2 separate regions of the Mus musculus genome follow, and region 2 is linked to region 1. A link is a loop called in an ENCODE intact Hi-C map of the cell type or tissue named here. Cell type or tissue: left cerebral cortex. All regions are shown on one strand. Each heading gives the region's core, and the rest is flanking DNA. Links, peaks and the distances in the headings are about the cores only.

Region 1 (8,337 bases), core at 246-8,245:
CTCAGTTCTCCATGCTTACTCAGCAAAGCCCTCAACACCCTCAGCCACACCTCCAGCCCATGCTCTTGTTTTCAGTAAATACATCTGAGTCCAGTTTGCCCATTTCATTCTTCCCTCTCTTATGTGCAAAATGAAGACTCCCATCCCAGTTCTTACGGTGTTTAGAAAAAAACCCATCTTAAAAAACAGACTCAAAATGCTGCTCATAGAAAACACAGACACTAGCTGACACTGAGTGCAGACAAGTCTCTGGAAAGCAAAACCGGAGGCTAACCAGGTCGGGAGCTCTCAAGCCTCCTCCCAATTCCCCTCTGCAGAATTCCTTTTTGTCTAGGGCAGGCTTGGCTCGTAGCTCTCAAGGCTGCTACTGATTCACAAGGAAGCCCCAGACCCACAGATGTTCACGGGTCAAAGAATCATGAGCTGACCACTGTGCATTTTGGGTTTTGCCTTGAAACACAGGGATTCCCTTTTAAAAAAGAAAAAAAAAGTAAAAGGAAAGAAAGGAAGAAAAATCACTACGAAGGGGAAAACTCTGAGCTAAGTTTTTCCTTTTGGAATCTTGGCGGGTGAGGTTATCGATCTTCAGCCTGGCTTTTGCCAGACACTGTACATTTTGAGCAGGCGTGCAGCCGTCTGTCCATGGCGTGGCTGCCAAAACAGTCAGTGCCGACCTGTAACTTGCCTTTGATTCCAGTCCTGAAGACAGGCAGCCTGCAGGATGGGTCCGCCAGACACAGCACAGTGGCTATGAGGTGGAGCCTGGGGCAGCTGCACAAAACCAGGACATAGACTGAGCTACAGAAAAGTCCAGAGTTCAAATCCTGCCAAGTCTGTTACCACATGTTAGAGTGAATTGACTTCCTTGTGTTGAAATCAGCCTAGCTAGAAAGGTACAGTAATAAGTACAAGCTGCCTCTGCTGTTGAGTCTTTGCCGCCATCACCACCCCCTCAGCCCCAATGCTGTAAGAAGAGACATAGTTCTTCCTAGGCCAGCGAGCTGGAGCTCACGAATGTATTATTCCATGTATGTCCGGGTCCATGGGTACTCAGTCCTTCACATCCATAAGATTGGTGCTCAAGACACTGGTCAGTCTATAGAAAGCGGTGCTTCTGAAGTGGGAACCCAGTCCACATGGACAGGCTCATTGAACTACTCTTGAGGCAGAGAGGAAGCTAGGACTTTCCCTCCTGGTCCGGCATCTGTTGTTCTAACTACTATGCTTTATCCAAGACAAAACACTATGGATTTTTATTTTTCTCCAAGCCTTTGGGAGGTCTTGACCTAACTGCGATTTAGGATTTACCTCTTGTTACAGCTTTTTATTGCATTTATTTATTTATTGTATGTAGGCATGTGTAAATGTATATGGGTGTTAGCATCAGAAGCTGTTTATAGCCAGCCTCTGAATCCAGCGATGACATCATCCCTAGGTGACAAGGATCATCCTGCATCTGTTGCCATGGCAACCGCTACACATTCCCTTTCCAAGCCTCACCTGCATCACCTGTTACCTACTTCACTGCCTGGATAAAAGACAGAGATCCTGATCCATCTCTCTTTTTCCTCTCCCTCTTTTCTTCCCCTCTTTCAATAAAAGACCTCTTTTGTGGGAGCTGTGCTGTCTTGGCATGATCTGTCCAGGAAAAAGCAGTTTTCAACTAACAGTGGGTATATGAGGTACAACAGTTCATGTATATAAGTCAGAGGACAACTTTCAGGAGTCAGTTCTCTCCTGGTAAGTAGGTTCTGGGAATCAAACTCAGGTCACCATCTTGGCGGTTGCCATGGCAACAGATGCAGGACGATGTCACCTAGGGATAATGTCATCGATGGATTCAGAGGCTGTCTGTAAACAGCTTCTGATGCTAACACCCATGCACATTTACACATGCCTACATACACACAATAAATAAATAAATGCAATAAAAAGCTGTAACAAGAGGTAAATCCTAGAACGCAGTTAGGTCAAGACCTCCCAAAGGCTTGGAGAAAAATCAAAATCCATAATGTTTTGTTCCCTCTGACTTCTTTAGAGTACCTTGACTTAGGATCCTATTAGTAACAGCAATAATGATGAAAATTGATGTGAATTCACAGAGGTTGTACACAAAAGAGGGAGGTTGTATTGTTTCTAGTTTCATGCTTTTAAGACAAAGTCCTGCCTTGAACTTCCCTTGCCTGAGCCTCCTGAGTGATGACATCAGAGGCATGCACCATTATGTCTGCCTGTCATGAGGAAAAGTCTTAATTTAGAAAAAAAGAGTTAAAATTTGGCTGTATATAATCCAGTACTTCTGAAGTCTTGATTCTCATTCTTAGAAATCACATCATAGCTGTGACAAAGAAGGAGGAGCAGGGTGGGGGAGAAGAAGGGCAGGAGAAGGGAGAGGAGATAGAGGGAAGGGGAGGAAAAGGAGGGAGGGAGAGGAATAGGAGAGAAGGAGGGGAGGGGAGAAGGAGGGGAGGAAGAAGGAAGAAGAGGAGGAGGAAGAAGAGGAGGAAGAGGAGGAGGAGGAAGCAGAAGCAGAAGCAGAAGCAGAAGCAGAAGAAGAAGAAGAAGAAGAAGAAGAAGAAGAAGAAGAAGAAGAAGGGGAAGAAAAAAGAAGGGGAAGAAGAAGAAGGAAGGAAGGAAGGAAGGAAGGAAGGAAGGAAGGAAGGAAGGAAGGAAGGAAGGAAGGAAGGATGTCATAGTGGGGACATTGTGGACTGCTGCCTTCAGTAGGATAGTGATACAATGGACTGGGTGTTGCCTTCAGTGTGTTCCTCCCTCCACATCTACTCTGGGGCTGTCCCAGACTGAGACAGTAACACACTACAGTGCCAGTTTTCACACGAAGAGCTGTGACCCTGACCACAAACTTCCTCAGAGCCGCCCTGTTCATCTCAGATCCAGTGCTCTCTCCTTTCAGCACACTTTGCTATTTGTTCTCTGGCTATGACTGAGAGATGCTGAAATTCTATGCCAGTATGTAACCCCAAAGGAAAACTCATGAGTCCAGTTTGTGAAATAAGCATGAAAAATAACAAAGTGTTAGCTTGGGAAATACTGCAGTTCTTCTAGCGCTGTGTGGACACGTGTGCCGCAGTATTAGCATCATATGGGGCCTGGGGCATAGCACAGTCTTTTTAAAGATTATTTGCCAAATCCCACATGTGCCGGCCTCATCTGATGTATCTGAACAAAGTCCACTGACATCCTGAGGGGTTGATGTTCTAGAGAGGACACTGTGAGTAGTTTCCTGTCAGAGGAGCCATGCCTCATGATGCATTTCCTCTCTCCCTGCTTCCAGAGGCTCCAAACACCCTGCTCAAGGAACATGGCTCGCAGGTGATAAGCATTTTGATAGATGCAAGATGGGACAAATAACCCTGCCGTGAATGGCTCAGAATCATCCTACAGTTTTGCTCAGTCTCCTTTTACATCAGGAAAAATGTGGAAACTCTTTTTAAAAATCACTTTGATTAAATAGTTTTATTTAATATTTATATGAGCATATAAAATGTGCTTGGCTCCAATCTATCCCCATTCTCTCCTCTACAATTCCTCCCCTATTCTGCCTCCAACTTTCCCTCCCAACCTCCTGATATGTTCTCCCCCTCCCCCTCTTTCCCATCCCCTCTGAATGTTCATGAGTACAGGAAAATCAACTGGAGCAGAAGCAGCCTTCCAGGGCCTGCATCCCTGTGGGGTGGGGGTGGGGGGGGGCAGGATAGAGGAGATGTATAGAAAAGGGAAACAGTAAAGATCTTTGAAATTGTCGTATGGAAGCTTACTGCTGTAGAAATTCTTTCAAGAGTAAAGGCACAGTAGCCCATACTTTTAACCTCAACACTGGGAAGGCAGAGACAGGCAGAGCTACAAGTTTGAGGCCGGCTATTGTACATTGCAAGTTCCAGGACTACACAGTAAGACCTTGTCTCAGTCATAACAATAATAAAGTAAAATGTGATTTTTAATATTTGTTTAATATTTTCATAGGATTCACATAATTCAAGTCAATCCATAGTGCCCGTGCTTAATAGGAACACAGAGGCCCTGCCCCCACTCTTCTCTTGACCTATGGTTGGTTAGGGAAAAGAAAGGCTGGCATCTCAAATGGCTCAGATCAGACTTTGAAAGGGAGGTATTCCCCTGGCCATTGTGCAGGGCACCTGAGTGTTCAGTACACTAGGGGGAGCTGTAGCCACAACAATATACTCCAGATTCCAAGAGCTTTCCAAACCTCAGGCTTCTCCCATATGGACTGACTTCATTCACCAGAGCCTTGTGGCCCAGAAGGAGCTCATGGCTGGTGTGAAAAAAACACAGTAACACCGTTCTTGGTGATTACATTATTAGTGTCTCTAAGTCATATGACCTGTTTTTGTTTAATTGTTTTTCAGAAAACCTTTGTTTTGATGTGTAGTATGCCTGCCTGTATACTCCATATATTTCTATAAGCTGAATGCCACTCACATAAAGTACCTTTCAGCTCAAGAATTTGGGGAAAAAAATATTTATTTTACCCCTAAGGCAATGAGGAACCTTGAGCATTTCAGAATAGTCACCCGAAGCAACTGCTGTTCCATTCTCTGGGTTAATTAGTAGTTAGGTGACCATCCTACTTTCCCATCCTATTGTTGTCTTACAGGTTCTGATTTCTAAGCGGCACACCCCTAAGGCTCTTTATCGTAGCCTTCCATCTGGGTTTGCCCAATGGCTGTCACTCAGGAAATGAGACTTTTTGGGTGAACTCTGCCTCCAGCTGGCTTAAGGGATAGAGGAGTTGCAAAGGCAAACTCACACTGTGCCCTGTGCCCTGTGCCCTGTGCCCTGTGCCCTGTGCCCTGTGCAGTGGAAGACAGACAGCTGCTGGAAGACTGATTTCCTGAGTGGGAGAACGTGCTTTGCACAGTCATCTACTGAACCAAGTAGCGCAAGTGGATGAGGTGGCATTAACTCCGTATTTCCAGCTTGAGAAGCAACATACAGGAAAAACCACGCATGCAAGAGCCGACCAGCATAGGCAGAAGACCGACATGGGCAGAAGACTATGTCCTGGATGTTTAGGTCAGTTTAATGAGATCCCTCCTCCCTCCCCCATCCCCATTTCATTGGCTTGCATGGAGGGCTCGGCTCCCAGTGGCCAACTTACCTCTGTGGCCATAAGCAGCTAGGACTGTTGTCCATTTCCCCTCTCCTCAGTTTCTGAGGACTAGACACATCTAAAATCTTCTACATCCACCATGACATGGGAGAAAAAAGTGGAGAGGTTTGGCTCTAATTTTCTCTACCCCAAATGCACAGAGTTTCTTTGTTTTTGTCTCCCCCCCACCCCCACCCCACTTTAACACATGTCTTTTCTGGCCATCTAATTTCTTTTCTCTTTCAGGAATCATTACTTGACTCCAGGCAAGCATGTACAGACAGCAGAGCACTGACTCACAACAGCAAAGCCATTTATTTAATTGCTGTAGCCAAGAAGGGTCAAAGGTTATCCTCTCACAGGGGGGTGCAGGGGTGGGAACGGGGGAGGGGGGAGACCTGTTGGGGCAGAACTAACCTAAAAGCAAACATGTGACTTTAGGATTCCTCAGACACACTGTAACTAATTGTACACAGAGTTACATCCTAGAAGAGTAGACATTAGACACATCTTACCACCATCATGCACAGTCTTTAACTTGTCTACCAACTCTCTTGTTGAAGCCATTGGAAGCTATGTAGCTTCCAGAGGTATAAATGTATTAGTCAGTTAAACCCTGATGATAGCAAACACCAGCCAATATCTGGGACTTCATATACATTCCTACAAAGTTTTCAATGTAATGTGTAACATTGAAAGATGCTAAATTGTAAATAGTTATTAATTATGTTTCAGAATTTGTACATTGACACTACAATGGTTATTGTATTGAACTAGATATCTTAAGAATCAGAGGGGAGATAGAATTTTTGTTCAACATAATTGTTAAATGATTGTGTAGCACCATAACATGATTGAAAATGTCACATACATTCTGTCAAACTCAGATGTCATCAGTTTTGTGGATCAGGAAACTACAGCTAAGATAAGCAGAAGATTTATACTGTCACGTGATCACAGATTTGCAGTAGAATTGGTTCTAGAGCCCTCTGTTTAAATAATACCCTGTTTGCCAGGCAGTGGTAGCGGACGCCTGTAATCCCAGCACTCAGGAGGCAGAGGCAGGAGGATTTCTGAGTTTGAGGCCAGCCTGGTCTACAAAGTGAGTTCCAGGACAGCCAGGGCTACACAGAGAAACCCTGTCTCAAACAAACAAACAAACAAACAAACAAAACAACAACAACAAAAAAAACAACACAGAAAACCAAACCTGTTTACCTTCCTTTTGTCTGAATTATGCTGCCACTGTGCCAGAAATTGTTTTCATTTTCTTTAGTCATGGGACATAACTTCAGAGTTCACAAGCAAACTGATGGGTGTGTAGCATTTGAACTCTTGGCCCAGAGCTCAATGAAACAGCAAGACAGCCAGAGGGAGGCTCAGTCCCCAACCTTCACAAAGCCAAACTGTAAGAAAAAATAACTCCTTGTTTGGGATTTTTTTTTTAAGTCTAATTGCAGAAGATACCCTGGTCCAGGGTTTCACCTGGTATGATCTTTCACTCTTCCTGTCATTTTAGTACAATTCTTTTTTTTTTAATTTTTTATTAGATATTTTCTTCATTTACATTTCAAATGCTATCCCAAAAGTCCTCTATACCCTCCCAAAGAAAATAATTTTTAGTATAATTCTTAAGTCTTGAGGGAGTAAAGGAAAAAAACAAAACCAAAAACGTCAGTGTTAAGACAAAGGTTTATTGAGTGAAAATAAGGAAAGTGTTCCTTCTCCTGGGCTTTGCAGATCAATGGGAAATACTAGGGGTCAGGATACCAGGTGGAGAAGCACCAGCATGCGTAGGGGTTGAGTGTGGGAGGTATGGGGGTGGATGGAGGACAGATATCAGGAAGACCTTTATCCCACTTACCTCCTCCATGCCAGTGACATTCAGTTCTTTGCTACTCTGTTTCCAGACACCTCTTCCTGGTGATGGTCAGGCAAGATAACCTGAGTTCAGTTGTATCTGCATCAAGGCTGTTGGCTAATCCAAGCTGCTAGCTGTTTCCCTAACTGGTCAGAGGGATGGCTAACCCAAAAGGCAGGCCTGTGGAGGGCAGGGGTAGGGCTCCAGTGCTGTCTTCCACATGGAGCCTTAGATCCTTAGACGTCACAAACCCTCCGGACTGCAGGGAATGGGGGTCTGTGTGTGCTACAAACTCTCTTCCCCTCTGGAGACAGCATAACAATGAACACAACAACACAAATAAAGACACTCTTAAAATTGTAGATGGATTTATTTTATATTATTGGCCTGTATCCTGCCTGCCAGAAATGAAGATACTCTAAAAGACACTTGTGTCACTCAATCAGACTGCCGAAACAATGAACCTCAAAGAAATGGAATGTCCCCAGGAGTCCCATCATGGAAACAGGAAAAGACTTCGCCAGTCCAGGATACTGACTACCTGAAAGAGAGTTCACACAGTTCTAATAACGAGTCAGACCACCTTGCAGGATGAGACTGAAGCCCCGACCTGGACTGTCTGGATGTGCGTACTGAAGCCCATGCTGGCTGTCAGGCTGCTTCAGTATCATAAGTACCTGTTACACATTTCAAAGTCCACACTAGTGTCCTAGCCTGTCTAACCTCCCCAGGCTTCCTTCCTCCTGGATACCCATTTGTTCTTTGTCATGACAAGGTCTTCCCCTTTCCCCTGTTATCCTCACTACGGTCTCTCCTCTCTCAGAGAGCCCTAGTCAGGTCTGGTCTGCTGGCCATAGTTAGGCTACTGCTTTCTCTCTCTGCTCTGGATTCCTCCCGATGTCTCTGGACAATTTTTCTCTCTTATGAGCAATAAAAACCTTATTCTTAACCAGACCATGGAGGTGTCATGTGGGCAGCTTCTGTCTACCTCCATCTCATACATCGTTGACTCTCTAAATGCTGATCTCACTTCAGGACAGACCTCAAGGCTTTGTTGGATCTCTTTGTTCCTTTCCCAATGTGACCGTATTGAATACACCTCCTTTCTCCAGCTTCCCTTTCTTAATTTGGCTCTTTTAATTGGCTTATTGAGGATGGGTGATCGGACCTGACTGGAAGCACAGGCTGTGACCCCCAGGAATAGTCTCAAGTACATCTCTGTGTCCCAGTATGATCACAGAATTTGTTTATGTCATACAAGTGAACACTAATCAGGTGACTCTGAGGTGGGAGTAAAAAGGGAGCCATAAACAGAGGCAGAGTGGGAAAGATTCCAAGGGTGGGG
Region 2 (8,337 bases), core at 179-8,178, 300 kb after region 1:
ATAGAGTTCAAGGTAGCAGCTGCCTTCTGTTACCATGTCTAACATACAAAGACCCACGTTGTAAGTTTTTGTAAACAAAAATACATTTTTAAAGTCACCATTTTTACTTTTTATGTCTTCTTTTCCAGACAGGGTTTCTGTGTAGCTCTGGCTACCTGGAACTCACTTTGTAGACCAGGCTGCCTCAGCCTCCTGAGTGCTGGGACGAAAGATGTGCGCCAACACAGCCCAGCACTTTGTAGCTTTTCTATACAAGGTCTTGCTGCATAGTAGCCTAGGCTAGCCTTAGGCTCATTGTCCTGCCTCAGCCTCTCAAGGCCTGTGTGCACTGTACCCAGCCATTTGCCTGCTTTTAGTCCATGTAATGTGTGTCTGGGTGCAGGGTGTGTGAGTAGTGCCCACGGAGACTAGAGGTATTGGGTCCCCCAGTGTGAGCGCCCTGAGGTTCCTCTGCCTTGCAAGGCCTTTTTCTCCACAGCACAATTAACACGTGAGATGCCCTGCATTTTGATTTTGTCAGTTACCCTAAAGACTTTTGTTTGTTTTTGTTTGTCGAGGCAGGGTTTTTCTGTGCAGCCCTGGCTGTCCTGGAACTCACTCTGTAGAACAGGCTGGCCTCGAACTCAGAAATCCGCCTGCCTCTGCCTCCTGAGTACTGGGATTAAAGGCGTGCGTCACCACTGCTGGGGTCTACGGACATTTCATTTCTGTGGATCACTTGGTGTTTTAGTCACGGAGACTGAGGTCCTCTCAATGTCAAAGGTGGGTTGCTCTTCAGAGATTGTGGGTGGGGAGGGGTGTACATGGAGGCCAGAGGACAGTCATCCTCCAAGAGCTGGTTTCCTAGCACTAAGTGTGGGCCAGCACACCTAGATGCCGGGTGGAGTGGGGGTAGGGGCTGAAGTTGGGTTCTCTTAGGGAACCACATTACCAACAGCTGTCCTCCAGCCTGCTTTTTTACAGAGATATTTTTTAAATTTTTTTTAATGTCAGGGTATGCGTATGGGTGTGCATACATGGGATAATGTAAATGTGGCCTAAAGATCATGTGCATGTTTCTGTTGCTTGTCCAGCTGTCTAGGAAGTATGTGTTTTATAACAAAGTATAACAAATTACTTCTCCAGGATGACAGATGCTGTATTCAAAAGACACTCTGGGGATTGCCCACTTGCACTTTCGTGTGGCCTAAAATCCAACACTCCCTTGCCTCTCGCTGCAGATTCCCTCATCTCCTTTCTCTGCTACAGACAGCCCCACCTGGGAACCTAGCCGCCATGGGTTCATAGGCTTGTAACTGGCTCCCCACTCCACGCCTGGGACTTAACCTGTTCCAGCATTGTAGTACGTTACAGAAGAGGCAGAGAGAAGAGCCAGAGAGAGTGCCTCGTCTGCAGGTTCCTGTCTTCGGGGGTCCACTGGGCTTGCCTTGCTACCTCGGCAGGATCAATTCCATAAACGCCTCTCTGACTTCTAAGTCGGCCTTGTCGCTTCCCTGAGAGACCTTGCACATCTCCACCTTTGCCTTGTCTGCCCTGGCTCTCATTCAGTTTAACCAGTCAAGGACAGGGCCAGGATTGTGAAGTCACTGGGCTAAGGAGATGGCTCAGCGGGTAATGCCAAGCCTGGGGACTTGAGCTCCATCCCTGGGACCCACATGGTGAAAAGACACACTGACTCCCCAAAGTCACTCTGACATCCCATGTGTGAGCACACACACACCACATAAAGTCACTCTGACATCCCATGTGTGAACACACACACCACATAAAGTCACTCTGACATCCCATGTGTGAGCACACACACGCCACATAAAGTAACTCTGACATCCCATGTGTGAGCACACACACACCACATAAAGTCACTCTGACATCCCATGTGTGAACACACACACCACATAAAGTCACTCTGACATCCCATGTGTGAGCACACACACACCACATAAAGTCACTCTGACATCCCATGTGTGAGCACACACACACCACATAAAGTCACTCTGACATCCCATGTGTGAGCACACACACACCACATAAAGTCACTCTGACATCCCATGTGTGAGCACACACACACCACATAAAAGTTTTTTAAAGTGGGGAGGGCCTTCTATATTGCACCTCCCCTCATATCCCTGAAGTGTTCTGACAACTTTATGTACATGTATTCTGATAGAGTACACACACACACACACACACACACACACAAGGTAAGATGTCAGCTGGATATGTAATCAGTGATGTGCCCACCAATGCACAAGACCCTAGATTTATTCCCTGGTGGAATAAGGGACATAGAGACTGATAATTGTTGATGGTGGTGATTTGGGGGGGGGGGGGTTCTTAAGTTTTCTGAAGTAGGGTTTCTTTGTGAAGCCCTGGCTGTCCTGGAACTCACCCTGTAGACCAGGCTGGCCTCAAACTCAAGAGACCACCTGCCTATGTCTCCTGAATGCTGGGATTAAAGGGATATGCCAACTATTTCTGGCAATGGTGATGACTGTTAATCTGAAAGCCAAGCAATGTTTTCAACATCTATTCAACTTCACCAATGAGGGCAGCCTTGGAGCTTCATGTATTTCCCCATAGTAGCTATCTTATAAATGATAGGTTTCCAGGCTAGACCACTAATGGAATGCCGATATAAGTAGAGTGGGATCCATAAGTGTAAGGATGGCATTCACCAGTAGTTAATAATTAGTAATTATTAGTTAATTATTAGTAATGTTATTAGTTACACAGCTTGTGTTGGTGAGACGTACGTGCCTGTGGATACTCTAAAACATCACAAGACGCCATTTGAAATTAAGGTCCCTAGGTTTTGTTACGTCAAATTGATTTTTATTTCAAAGCTGGAAATTGGCCTTTTTAAAGAGAGGGGTAAAGAGAATTAGAACAGAGAGGGACATGAGAGGATATTTTTACAAAGAAGACTCACTGGTCAAGAAAAGAGAAGAAAAAAGCTTAATGTCAAGTGTATGATAACCCTGTCATTCCTGTGTCCCAGGAAAGACAGAAAGATGGGTTTCAGACAAAAACAGCAACCACGAGTGTATTTGTACATTGAGTCCATGTAACCAAGACTCCATGTAATATGTGACATGAAACAGGCCTGTGGCTTATTATAGCAGTTGGCTTGAAGTCCTAATTGCTACCTTTGTGGTTTCACTAAGTCTTTGCCATGGCCTTGTGCTAACCTGCCATCGTGGTCTCGGAACAGGGCAGCACGTATGCCTTGTGAATCTAGACAGCCAAGCTTTACTGAGCTGATGAGAGGCACAGCTGCCAGTTCCCTGCATCGAAGAGGAAGTGAATTTTGTCATGGTCCTGAATGACCCAGAATGTAAGTCGCTACATTTCTAATGACCAGAGTACACTGTTTTTAGGCTTTACTCCTGCATCCCCGTTAACTCCAGCCTGTCTCCTCTCTGTCCCTAGTCAATAATGCACTTGTCAGAGAGTGTGCTGGCTTCCTGTTTGAGTTCTGAAAGCCCAAATGCAAGTCTCCAGCACAGAAACCTGACAACCCTAGAATTCGATTCTGGCAGAGCGTTGGTGTGCCTAGCAGTAACCATTCCCTGAGTGGGATGTTTGATTACATAATGCCTCACTGGCAGCTCCTCCAGGTTCTAATAGGCACGATACTGAGAGGCCAAGAAAACGCTGCCTTTCATCCTCAAAGAATATAATTGAGTGGTAGCGTTTTCCTTCTTCCTACTCTGGGCAAAGCAACTATGTCTTCCCTAATACAATCTGTTCTCCATTTCTGAGGGCCCAGCTGTCCCTACTATACCTTAGAGATTACTGCTCAGCAAGGGAGTCGGTGTGCTGGTTTACTCGGGAAACAGGCTGTGGCTTGGTTTCTGGACTTGCACACACTGTGTGCTTCAGATTCCTTGCTAGAACATACAGGAGCTGTTCCATCAAGGGGTCATCAAATAGTGGTCCGCCTGGGCCCAGCTGACCTCCAGTTACCCTGTCTGGTGGCTGTCTGTTTCTGTTTCTTTTTCTTCTTCATCCATACATTTGTCTCCAGGCTATTTAGTCATACATCTAATGTTTTCAGTTAAACGTTACTCTTTTTGGTGTGAATATTCCATCCTACAGGGGTTCTCATCAACATATCTCTCGGCATCTGTGTCACCCACAAGAACCAAGCACAGAAAGTGGCACTGCTTCTCATATCATGTGCGGTGAGTGACAGTTTGGGCCTTGATGCTGAAGAAAGAGCTCTGCATCTGAGTTCACTGTGGGGTTTCTCACCTGGCAGCTGTGTCCAACCCGGGCCTGAAAGGCCACATGAACCCCAGGATAACTAAGAATGGCAACCAACACAAAACCATAAACTTACTCAAAACATTAGGGAGCTGGTTGGTTGGTTGGTTGGTTTGTAACTCAGTTTTGAAGTTTCCAGACGTGAACTTTGTAGATGACATGTCAAGATGCTGACCACTTAAGTGGCCATGATCTCAGCTGCTTAGCTTGGTAGTGAAGGTGCCAAGCATAAGTGACACATTCCACAAAGTTCTCTCTCACCCAAAGCAATCACATTGGCAGACAAGCTGGGCACGGACGGGAGCTGCGTTAGGTACTGCTGCCTCCCAAATATTAGCTCATGTAATCCTCAGAACTCAAAGAACAGACATCATGCAGAGTTGAAATACGGAGGGACTGGGATCACAAAGTATAGCACCTGGGCAAGAGTTGAAAATCAACTGGCTCCACTCATGCCTTCAACAGCTGTGAGGCACTGCCTTTGAAGAAATGAGAGGTCGCCGCCCGAGAGGAAGATGTCAGCTCAGACACAGACTCACACAAATGTCAATGGCGGCTTTACTCATAGTTGCTAAAAACTAGAAATAACCAAATGCCTCCATCAAGAGGCAGGTGTAGATTCTGGAACATCTATACACTGGAATGCAGCTCAGTACTACAAGGGCAGAGGCGGATGCAATGTCGATAGGTCTGCAGTGTGTCGTACTGCATGAAGGTGGTCAGACACAGAAGACCCCATCTTGTCTGGTATCATCCGCAGGAAAGACAGAAATGTTCTACAGTGACAGCAAGCTGAGGCTAGAAGACGGGACTTGCTGCAGAGAGAAACACACAGACTTTGGGGGTGATTAAAATGGGCTACATGCTCACTGTAGCAAGGTTATATATGAGGAGAGAGATACTCACTGGCCCTTAGCGATACTCACGGGCCAGTGAGTTCTGGAGACCTGAAGTCAGTCTCCAGTACCCCCATGGCAGAAGAGCACTGACTCCCTCGGTGATGTCAGAGTTAGGGTGTCCATTGCTGTGAACAGACACCATGACCAAGGCAATTCTTATAAAGGACATTGAATTGGGGCTGGCTTACTGGTTCAGAGGTTCAGTCCATTGTTGTCAAGGTGGGAGCATGGCAGCGTCTAACCAGACGTGCTGGAGGAGCTGAGAGTTCTACATCTTGTTCCAAAGGCATACAGAAGACTGGCTTCCATGTGGCTAGGAGGAGGGTCTCAAAGCCCACCCTCCACAGTGACACACTTCCTCCAACAAAGCTATACCTTCTCCAACAAAGCTATACCTCCTAATGGTGCCACTACCTGGGCCAAGCATATACAAGCCACCACTCAACACACACAAAGTACAATATTAAAAAAATGTAAACTTCATGGAGGGAACATACTATCCTATATAAACTATATAGTTCGCATGAGTATATCTTTTCATATAGAGTCCATTCCATGTGCTTTAACACAATTAATAACATTTCTCACAGTTTTAGAAGCTTGGGAAAGCCCAGAAGCAAGATAACACTTATTCAAGTTGGGTAAAACTGTTACAGAATCAGACTCTTCCTGCCTTACCCTCATAGGGGGGACGTCAGGCTTCTGGGCCTCTTTATATTGTTTTACTCTGTTGGTCTTCCTATGTAGCCCAGGTTGGCCTCCAACTCACTATCATCCTTAGCCTGCCGAGTGCTGGGATTATGTGTTTCCGATCCATGCCCCTTACAAGGGTCCACTCCCATTCACTCAGCCCTGTGACCTAATTACCTTGCAAAGGTCCCTCAGGAGCCCTGGTGATCAGATTTCAAAGCCTGACTTACAATAGAGACACAAACATTAATCCATAGTGTATAGAAATTTAAAACCATAAATATTTGTTTAAAAGAAGCTTTAGCAAAAGAAGTGCCTACTATGTAGAACAAACACCCATGAGAAAAGCACCTCCTTCCCCAAGGGAGGGAGGGCTCAGAAGCATACAAGTCACCAACCAGAGATCCCATAGGAGTCAGAAAATAGAGAATAAGGCCCCATCCAATGGACAACTAGAAAGTACAATCACCCTCCTGCCGAGGAACAACCTGATCTTTACTGTCGCTAAAATGTCTTATGTAAAACTTCACTTGAATTAATAGTACATAATAGTACATAAACCACTACACACACACACACACACACACACACACACACACACACTATGCCTTCATGAGTTATATCCAGTTTCTGGAACTGTCCACATGAATACTGTAGCAAATACCCAGATCCCTGATCTCCTGGAACCTTAGGCTTCCACTCACACAGGATTGCTCTTTTAAATCAGGGAAGGAGCCTCATGACCCCAGTGTAAAAAACACTGTTTTAAGTTTTTCTTTCCTGACCCAAAATCCTGTAATGACTACTCTAAGACTAATTATTTATTATTAAATGCCTTGGCCATCAGCCCTGGCTCACTCCCTGACTAGCTCCATTCAAATTACTCTGTCTACCACTTAGTTGCTTACCTCTCCTCACTCTCTGCCCCTCTTCCTTCGAGTCTTCCCAGCCCTCTCAGCATCTTGCTCCAATCTCCATCTCTCTATGCATCTCCTTTTATTCTCTCATTGTTTCCCAGAGTCCTCTCTGTTCCTGCCAGTGTCCCACCTACTATTTTCTGCCTCAGCTCGTTGGCTATTGGCTTGTTTATTGACAGGTGATGCTTATTACAGACTCTCACCACAACTGGGCTCATAATCCTACACAGCCAGCCTTGGTTTTTGCCAGGGGTGGGATATGAGAGATGCTCTGGGCCAGGCATCAGGCATTCTCAAAGTTTGGATTCTCTTCATAAAGCTGTTCCTCACCTTTGGCTCTTCTGTTTCCAGAGTCCTTCCAAAACACAAAAATTGGTCAATTTTCCTATAGCTAAAATACCATCAGCTACGCTCCCTAAATGATAGCCTGGAGGCTGCCCAGCAAGTTCCCAACCATGATCAGATGGTTCAGATCAGTAGAGAGCTATTAAAAACGATGAATTCATGAAATTCTTAGGCAAATGGATAGAAATAGAAAATATCACCCTGAGTGAGGTAACCTCTTGCGCGCGCTCGACTGGCCAGGAAGAACGACGCTGCAACAGGATCCTTCTGCACACGTTTATTGGGAGAGCTTGATTGTAGAGGCGAAAAGACTTCGAGCCCAGAACTGGTGCTGCTTTTATAGGCCTAGGAGGGGCGTGTCTCACACCCGGATTGGTTATACACTAAGCCTCATTTGCATGTTCCTCATCTGATTGGCTACTCTCTCTCAGTACCTTACAGAACCTCATTATCATACCTCATTTGCATGTCTCACATCTGATTGGCTACTCTCTCTCAGTACCTTACAGAACCTCATTATCATACCTCATTTGCATGTCTCACATCTGATTGGTTATACTCTCAGTACCTTACAGAACCTCATTATCATGCCTGGGCCAGGCAGTGTCTTTGCAAAAAACTTTACTGCATATGTACACATTGGTTGTTTGTCCAATCTTATGCGTGGTGGCCAGCAGTAGTCAGTGCCACTCTGCAACGGCACATGTGGCTTCCCACATCTCCCCCTGTTTGTTTTAATAAAATGAGGCTGGACTAGGCCTGTGCAATTATGCCCATCCGCCGTGGCTCCTGTTTTAGGTCGTTCCTCTAATGTCACAGCCTTACCCGTCATAGGGTAACCCTATCGCCACCGGGCCCCATGTCTTAGGTTGGACTGTGCAGGAGGAAAGTTGCCCGTCTCTGGATACCACAGTGCTGTGTGACAATAACTGCTAAATGACCTAGGGCGAACTCTGCAAAAGAGGCCAGCCAAAAAATGAATTAGTGGGGAAATCATGATCACCCTATTGATGAGCAAGGGCTGATCAATGATCGTTGAGTCTCTCTCATCTAATCTCATGCTGACTAATTCTTGAGCATAGATAACCAAATTTCAGGGGAGGAGCCGTTTTCAATAGCTAAAAGTGCCTGAGTTATAATCACCTTGTCACGTTTTTGTTGAGTTCTGAATTTGCATACCAATCAGAGCATGAACACCAGTCCACAGCATATGGCAGCAC

What was found. A loop is a pair of places that touch in the nucleus more often than their neighbours do. Peaks named below come from ENCODE experiments on the same cell type or tissue, not always from the same donor. Only the 100,000 strongest peaks of a DNase experiment are listed, where the experiment ranks them.
Region 2: it touches region 1 in a loop (2.9-fold over the local background); 2 of 42 quality-filtered maps call a loop at or near these places.

Annotation. Positions count from the first base shown.
Region 1 is chr10:8,192,344-8,200,680 of GRCm38, reverse strand. It overlaps Gm30906 (a long non-coding RNA gene), which reads right to left. Exons shown (of 3, transcript XR_380102.3): 3 at 7,341-7,533. Gm30959 (a long non-coding RNA gene) reads left to right here and starts at 2,654. Exons shown (of 3, transcript XR_871449.2): 1 at 2,654-5,055; 2 at 5,378-5,478; 3 at 6,408-7,946. In left cerebral cortex, for the core only: a CTCF peak has its summit at 4,171 (motif pointing right); a DNase peak (open chromatin) is centred at 4,188.
Region 2 is chr10:7,896,372-7,904,708 of GRCm38, reverse strand. No RefSeq gene overlaps it. Among named protein-coding and RNA genes, the nearest start is that of Gm24726, 52 kb to the right of the region's middle. In left cerebral cortex, for the core only: no CTCF peak of the experiment used is centred there; a DNase peak (open chromatin) is centred at 3,578; H3K27ac peaks cover 1,251 bases.